Linked DNA regions of Mus musculus: all the other regions are linked to region 1. Evidence: chromatin loops called from intact Hi-C (ENCODE). Cell type or tissue: heart. All regions are shown on one strand. Region 1 holds the start of Amn1 (antagonist of mitotic exit network 1). Region 2 has its middle 23 kb from the start of Gm38930. Region 3 overlaps 4732416N19Rik (RIKEN cDNA 4732416N19 gene).

Region 1 (2,500 bases):
TTGCCACACAATGAATTTCTAGCCTGTTATGCTACATGAGACCCTGTCCTCAAAAAGCCAAAGCCAAAGCTGGTGCTGATAACTCAAGTCTATAATCTCAGCATTTGGAAGGCTGGGGCAGAAGACTCAAGAGTTCAAGGTTAGCCTGACATTGTGGGTCTGAGGCCAGCCTGTGCTACATAAGATTCTGTCTCAAAACAAAAGGGTTGGGGATATAACTGAGTTGGCATTATGCTTGCCTCGGGCTCAGGAGGCTGAGGTAAACTGGGAATAATATAGTGTGTGTCTGTAATCTCAACATTCAGGAAATGAATGAAGAAGGATCAGAAGTTTAAAGTTATCCTTGGCTACACACACAATGTGTTCTAGGCCAGCATAGGCTACATGAGACTGTCTCAAGGAAAAATAAATAGCAACAAAACAATACAGAAGAAAAAGCTGGAACTTAGGCAAGAAATAACATTTGTTTATGTACTGTTAAGTCAACAACGGAACCAATGTAGTCTTTGTAGTTTCCAATTGTTAAACCATTCCTGCTTTTCTGTTAATAGTTTTTCTTTCTAAAAATAGAAATAACAAGTAATACTAAAGCCTGCCTCTAACTCACTATATGGCTGAAGAGCCTTGAACTTCAACTTGAATTCTCAAGAAGTGTTTGGATTAAGGGCTTTACATATGTTAAGCTGATTCTTACAAAGACTCCTTGAGACAGGTACTAATACGCGATTTGCTTGGGTATGCGTGTGTATTACAACATTACCCCGTTAGCTTCGAATTTGTGGCAATCCTGTTTCAGTTTCCGGATAGCTGGGATTATAGGCGTGAACTGCCACGCCCTACTGTTATCCGAATTTTAGAAAGCTCTCCTGTACAATCGGGAGAGATTGTTACTGTTCATGGTCCCAAAGCTAGCGAGTCACGCCGGTATTAGTGGAGGTTTGTTGGTCCAGCCTGGCTCCAGGTTTCTTTTGTTCTGCCTTCACCCTCAACGCCCACCTGAGACAGGCCATCGGGTGGAGCCGCCAGCCCCACGGTGCACCACAGTCCTCAGAGACCAGACACAAAGCCGGGACAAGGACTAGGAGCCAGCAGGACGTGAGGGAAGGGACTGGGAGCTGGGGCGGACTCACAGTTCCAGGAGCTGACTGACTACTCCGGACAAAGGCATCGCGGAAGCCCTCTTAAGCCTGGACGGCAGTTGCGGCCCTCCACAACCAACTTCCGGTCGCGCAGGACTGGTAAACCTAAATGACGTCACAGAGTTGGACCTGGGGCGTGGCCACATTAGGAGCGGAAGAGGAAGTTCAGCGCTCTCTCTGGGCAGAACTGAGGGCTGCTCAGAACTAACTGGCACAAAATGTAGAGGCATCCAAAGCGGGAGCAAAGCCCCCTGGGACTTGTAGTTCTTCCTGCCCGCTATTGCCAGTTACTGCTTCTCCTGCCCAAGAGTCGCCAGAAGTCGCTGTCCAGGCAAAGGCTAATGGCAGGTCACTGCTTTTGCTGGTGCGATGCCAGGTCCCATGAAGCAAACCAAGTCTCTAGTCAGATACAGACACCGACTTCAAACACGGGGTTTACAGGACTGCAGTAGTCATCTCCACAGAGTGCGCCTGAAGCAAGAGCTGAACCATGCAGTCCTGGGTCATTCCAGGAATGGGACATATTAAGGCCTGTTCCGTTTAACATGACTAGCTATTTTGATTTTAGTCTCCATATTGCTCATAAGGTGAAATTAAGTACAGGTTCTCAGATTGTGCTTCCTAGAAGTAATTATTCGTAGCTGACATAACGTTCTCCATAATACTCATGCTCTGTTAGCTCAATACTCTGGAAACCCCTAACTACCACCTTACCCATCTCACTTAGTACCAGTCAGCTTAGAGGGCAGCTCATAATACTGATAAGACTAAGCGACTCTGATCGAACCCTGAGATGGCTCCAGGAGAGGGTATTAGGCCTCAAGGGAGAATTTCTCGCTCCCGACCCCAGGACGATTTCGCAGAAATGACTGACAAAACACTTCTCAGAAAAATCATACAACGTCCTGGCTGAAGGCCACCTGGGCCCTCTGGGGAACGAAGTTACTCTCCCAGGATGATCTGATATTGGCCCAGCCAATCAGCCAAAAGGTCAGCCTAACAACTTATCACCAAGGGCTTAGGTGTTGTTACTGTAATAGGCTTAAAAATGTATAAAAGGTGCTTGTATGTAGGGTCGCCTCCGGTCTCTTGGTCTCTTGCCTGAGAGACCGCTGAAGGTCGATCCCAGCGGACCAGAAAAATAAACCTCTTGCTTTTGCATGGATCTGAGAGTCTCATTTCACTTCGGATGGGGGGGCGGGGGTGTGTGTCTCCCGGCAGGTAATGATACTCTGGGGCTTTACAATGTCTTCTGCACTTGGTTTTCCTATAACCAGTCTGCCCTAGGTAGCACAGTCTGGTTCCCAAGTCCTTTCTATGTCCCTAATCGATAAGCCTGAATTAAGTAGTCAATAAACTTT
Region 2 (2,500 bases), 190 kb after region 1:
AGGATCTCAACAGGGGTCAGGTTAAAATGGTAGGGGGTGTTCAGGGCCAAGGGGAGGGGCACCAACCAGTCAAAGCCAGTCTCCAAGGTCAACTTAGCCAAGGTCTCTTGTAGGGGTTCTGTTTATTTTCTCTATCTGCTTTGAGCTCTGGGGACAGTACACACAATGGGGATTCCTATTAGTCCCCAATATCTCTGCCAATCCCTGACTTACCTTAAGAGACAAAAGCAGAACCATCGATTGTCCAATCTAATTACCTTGGGCACTCTGAACCTCTGGAAAATTTTCTTCTAATATCTTCTTAGCTACCACGGTAGCTGTTTCCTGCTTGGTGGGGAATGTTTCAACCCATCCAGGGAAAACTACACCTGATGGGTGTTCCCAGACTGGTATAGGTTTCTTTACAATGAGGGTCATCAGATCATACAATTGATGCATGATACATCTTTGTAATCTAGTCTTAAGACATGGCAGTTATGTAAATCTCAAGAAATGTAATTTCTTGGGTCTATTTTTATGACTAGTTACACATTACAATAAATAAGCTAAGCTACATGAGACTCCTTGCTAATTGCCAAACTACCAGTACAGAATGACCACAAATTCTTCACAAGAAATTTCCATAAAGCTTAGTTTCAATAGTCCCCAACAACTTATTATGTGTGTTAAGATGAACTAGAGGAGAAAATCCTGAAGGTTTTAAACAGTGATAAGCAAGCAAAAATATTAATTACTCTAATAGATTTGTATAGACTGTAAACCTACAGATTTTTAAAACCTTAGCTGTGTCATGTAATGTTTTCTTGGAAGTTGTCTTGTGAGAAGGTCATATGATGTTTTTCTGGAAGCTGTCTTGAGAAAGGTCATGTGATATTTTGCTGAAAACAGATACTTGAGAGGGTGGTGGGTGGTGGTGATATTCAGAAAGAATATAAGTAGAACCCTGAAGATAGTGAAAGGAAAAGCATCATGTACCCTCCCCCAAGACAGCGTCCAGAAAAACATCATGTGACACCACTGAGTTTTTTTTTTTTTTTAATGAAACCAGAAACTTTCACTTCAATTCTGTGCTTTGTAAATGTGTATAATTGTTTAAATTTTTCAGATAACAAAGATTGGGCCTGACAGGATCTTTTTACTTCTGCTTTCCATCGGCTCAGTATGTGGTTAGGAGTAGGGATCTACATGTCACTTCTTGCCTAGTGTTATGGTTGAAGTGACCTCTCAGTTGTGGGACACTGCTGCCATCAGGTGGTGATAGTCACTTAATGACTTCTGATGTGAAGAAACAAATCCTTTATCAGATTCCAGAGACTACCAGTCAGAGGTGTGCACAAAAAACATGAAGGCTCAGCATGGTGGCACACACCTTTAACCCCAGTGCTTAAGAGTTCAGAGGCAAGTAGATTTCTGAGTTCAAGGCCAGCCTGGTCTACATAGTGAGTTCCAGGACAGCCAGGACTACATAGTGAGACTCTGCCACAAACAAACAAAAAGAAAGAAAAAAATATGGAGAAGCAAAATACAATACCAGAATTTCTACTTCCTTTCATTTTTATAAAAAAAAGGTCAAGTAATTGTACTAATATTGAATATATCAGTTGTGTTCAGAATTCTTCATCCTGAATGAATTCTAAGTTTCCGCTCAGTATCACCTTCTCAGGGAAACGTTGAAGCCTCATGCTGTTATCAAGCTTAGAGGCCACAGCCTGTACCCCAAACCAGGTTCAGTTATCGGTCCTCAGTGGGCCAATTAAATGAGTCAAATTAATAGCGGAAGTCAGTAAGAGAAGATTTATTAAATATGGCCATATTGGAAAGATAGACGAGACTCTGTAATTCTATGTCTTAGGGTAACTATTGGTGTGCTAAAAACACAATGATCAAAGCAACTTGGAGAGGAAAGGGTTTATTTGACTTACGCTTCTATATAACTGTTCATCATTGAAGGAAGTCAGGACAAGAACTCAATCAGGGCAGGAACTTGGAGGCAGGAGCTGATGCAGCAGCCATGGAGTCATGCTGCTTACTGGTTTGCTTTCCCTAGCTTGCTCAGCCTGCTTTTTTTGGTTTGTTTGTTATAGAACTGGACCCTCCAACATTGTCTTAGTTAGGGTTTTACTGCTGTGAACAGACACCATGACCATGGCAAGTCTTATAAAAAGCAACATTTAATTGGAGCTGCTTACAGGTTCAGAGGTTCAGTCCATTATTATCATGGAGCATGGCAGCATCCAGGCAGGCATGGCACAGGCAGAGCTGAGAGTTCTATGTCTTCATCCAAAGGCTGCTAGTGGAAGACTGACTTCCAGGCAACTAGGGTGAAGATCTCATACCCACACCGAGAATGACACACCCATTCCAACCAGGTCACACCCATTCCAACAAGGCCACACCTCCAGATGGTGCCACTCCCTGGTCCAAGGATATACAAACCATCACAAACATCAATCACTAGTTAGGAAAATGTTCTACACACTTGCCAGAAACTTGAGCTTAT
Region 3 (2,500 bases), 970 kb before region 1:
GAGAGGTTTAGGAGTAGGGTTAAAATGCTCAAACTATATTTTTATGACATCCTTTTAATTCTCCGTAGATTGGGGACAAGCTTTAGCTAGTTAATAACAAAAGAGAAACTAATATTACTCTCTAAGGTTCACATGTACCTCAAGTGGCTTTTGTGTCTTATTCTTTTTTTGTTGTTTGTTTTGTTTTTTCGAGACAGGGTTTCTCTGTGTACCCCTGTCTGTCCTGAAACTCACTCTGTAGACCAGGCTGGCCTCGAACTCAGAAATCCGCCTGCCTCTGCCTCCCAAGTGCTAGGATTAAAGGCGTGTGCCACCACCGCCCGGCATGTCTTATTCCTAACCCAAATCTATTCTTCTTTATATATGAACATCACCACCAGCCTCAAATTTGATTGGATCACAGTCTTCTGTGTTTGTTTCTTCTCCCTAGCTGCCAATCTCAGTGTTGTTTGTCCTGAAACTGTTGCCCAGCTTCTCAGCTGTACATAGAGCCTCTTTATCACAGGCTTCAGCTAGAGGTGACTACTAATTCTCTATTCATATTTTGTATTAACTAGTTTTTATTTGCCCAGACAGACTTTACCTATATCCCAGGCTGATCATGAACTTGGGCAGATCTTCTGCCTCAGCTTCCCAAGGGATTACAGGTGTGTGAAGTAGAAACTTATAGTTTCTTTGGAAAGTTAGTTATGTCAAATGATGTTTTGCTGGGGCACTCAGGTGAAAGGATGTCTTGCTAAAGCAGACATAGATGAAAGGATGTTTTCCTGAAGCAGACACAGGTGAAAGGATATCTTGCTATATAGCAAACATGTGGAAGGACCTGAGATGAAGGAGCATAAATGTGACCCCACAGGTGTGAGCCACCACACTTTGCTCTGAACACGTTTTCAACATTGTCATTTATGGGCTTCTGCCATTTTTTCCATGTACCTACTTGGAGCTTGAAAATCTGAGTTTTCTTATTTATATGAATATGTAGGTCCATGATATTTCAGTAGTTCCCAACTTTATTTTTAATCTTGGGAATTGTTTAGTTCCTTTCAGCTTTTTGAGATTCTCTGATAAGATATTGAAATCTTTCTGTATTTTCCTTAAACTCATCAAATTTCCTTTAAACAATGATCTCAGCAGCTCACTGGGACTTTGCCCATGCAGGTTACTGCCTGGACAGTTTCTGGTCGAGTACTTTGAGTACTAGACAAGCTCAGGGTTCCCTAAATGCTCTTGGTACAAGCTGGTATGACACATGTGCTCCCAGGGGTCAGATACTGAGCCTGTTTGTCCTGAGGGGGATGGTTTTCTCTGAGCTGGTTGTCACTTCCGTGTTTTAGCACTAGATGGCGACCAGGTTCATTCAGCTTTGCCTGTTCTCACTGTTGCTGTTTTTAGACACGAATCAACGCCCAGATTTGTTTCAATACATTTCTTGGAGTGTTGTTTAAAAGGAAATTTGAGATCTTGAAATGACCTGCCCCCAAGAAATGCTTGACTATTAGGGTTAGATGCCTCTTCCATAGTCTGTGGTTAGAGTCTGCTGGATTCTACCCTCTTCTGGGCACAGCCACCATGGATAGATTCTCTTTCATTGTGTGGTCTTTTTGCTCTGATGATGATTTTCTTTGTTGTACATAATGGTTTTTTAAATTAGTTTTGTATAATTCCATTTGTCAGTTTTTCCTGTCTTGCAGCTGTCAACATCTTGAGGGTTCCTCCATGGTTTCCCAGTGGTTTCAGAACTTCATGTCAACTTCATGCTCAATGACTTTCATCCATGTGCTGTAGGATGAGCTGCTGGTCTCAGAGGACAAGCTCCCCACTCCCCCCTGACAGTGCAAGGAGGTCTATGGGTTGACTCATAGCCACCCTGCTGAGCCCAGCGTGGGCCACAGTCGTTACCACTTTTAAAATCTGTGACCTTGGGCATGTTCCTTCACCTCACGCTGTGCCTCAGTTTTCGTTTACATAATTTTTTGAGATTATAATGTAATATGTTACTCAATGGGGATTAAGCCAATTGATGTTTATAGCAGATCATAGATATTTGTTGATTAAAAGCACAATGTGAAAGCAAGGTGTTAGGCTGACGGTATTTCAATACTAGAAGGACTTGTTGGCCATGAGAAGCCAGCACACGGTCCTTAACATGCCACACTAAATTAACCTAATTTCACTTTAGAAGATCTAATTATGAGGTGGCTGGGGAAACAGAATAAAGTTAATGAATTCCAGCTTGAGTAAAACACTTAAAAGTGTCTCATGATGCCTGTATAAGCAGAGAGAGGAAAGTAAGTCGATAATTTGACAGCTAGGAAGCCATTAACTATCAGATGGTGAAGTGGCTGTGTAAGGAATGTTAACCTCTGGAAATGTATTGTTTTTTTAAAGTTTATTTTTAGTTATTATAGGAGAGAACTCGAATGCAGTTCCCTCCACTATCACAGACTATACTGTATAGTTGAGTTTACCACATTTGGGAAAAATCTTAGGCCAGCATATC

Evidence for each region. A loop is a pair of places that touch in the nucleus more often than their neighbours do. Peaks named below come from ENCODE experiments on the same cell type or tissue, not always from the same donor. Only the 100,000 strongest peaks of a DNase experiment are listed, where the experiment ranks them.
Region 2: a loop joins it to region 1, with 2.3 times the contacts of the local background. A loop is called at or near these places in 8 of 42 quality-filtered maps.
Region 3: it touches region 1 in a loop (5-fold over the local background); 3 of 42 quality-filtered maps call a loop at or near these places.

What each region holds. Positions count from the first base shown.
Region 1 is chr6:149,187,476-149,189,975 of GRCm38, forward strand. Amn1 (antagonist of mitotic exit network 1) reads right to left here and starts at 1,237. Exons shown (of 7, transcript NM_001113424.1): 1 at 1,131-1,237. The coding sequence starts at 1,168. In heart, a CTCF peak has its summit at 1,328; a DNase peak (open chromatin) is centred at 1,296; H3K4me3 peaks cover 1,815 bases; H3K27ac peaks cover 1,768 bases.
Region 2 is chr6:149,374,122-149,376,621 of GRCm38, forward strand. No RefSeq gene overlaps it. Among named protein-coding and RNA genes, the nearest start is that of Gm38930, 23 kb to the left of the region's middle. In heart, a CTCF peak has its summit at 1,250 (motif pointing left); a DNase peak (open chromatin) is centred at 1,280.
Region 3 is chr6:148,213,660-148,216,159 of GRCm38, forward strand. The region is part of intron 1 of 4732416N19Rik (RIKEN cDNA 4732416N19 gene); the gene reads left to right. Among named protein-coding and RNA genes, the nearest start is that of Ergic2, 2.5 kb to the left of the region's middle. In heart, a CTCF peak has its summit at 1,331 (motif pointing right); no DNase peak of the experiment used is centred here.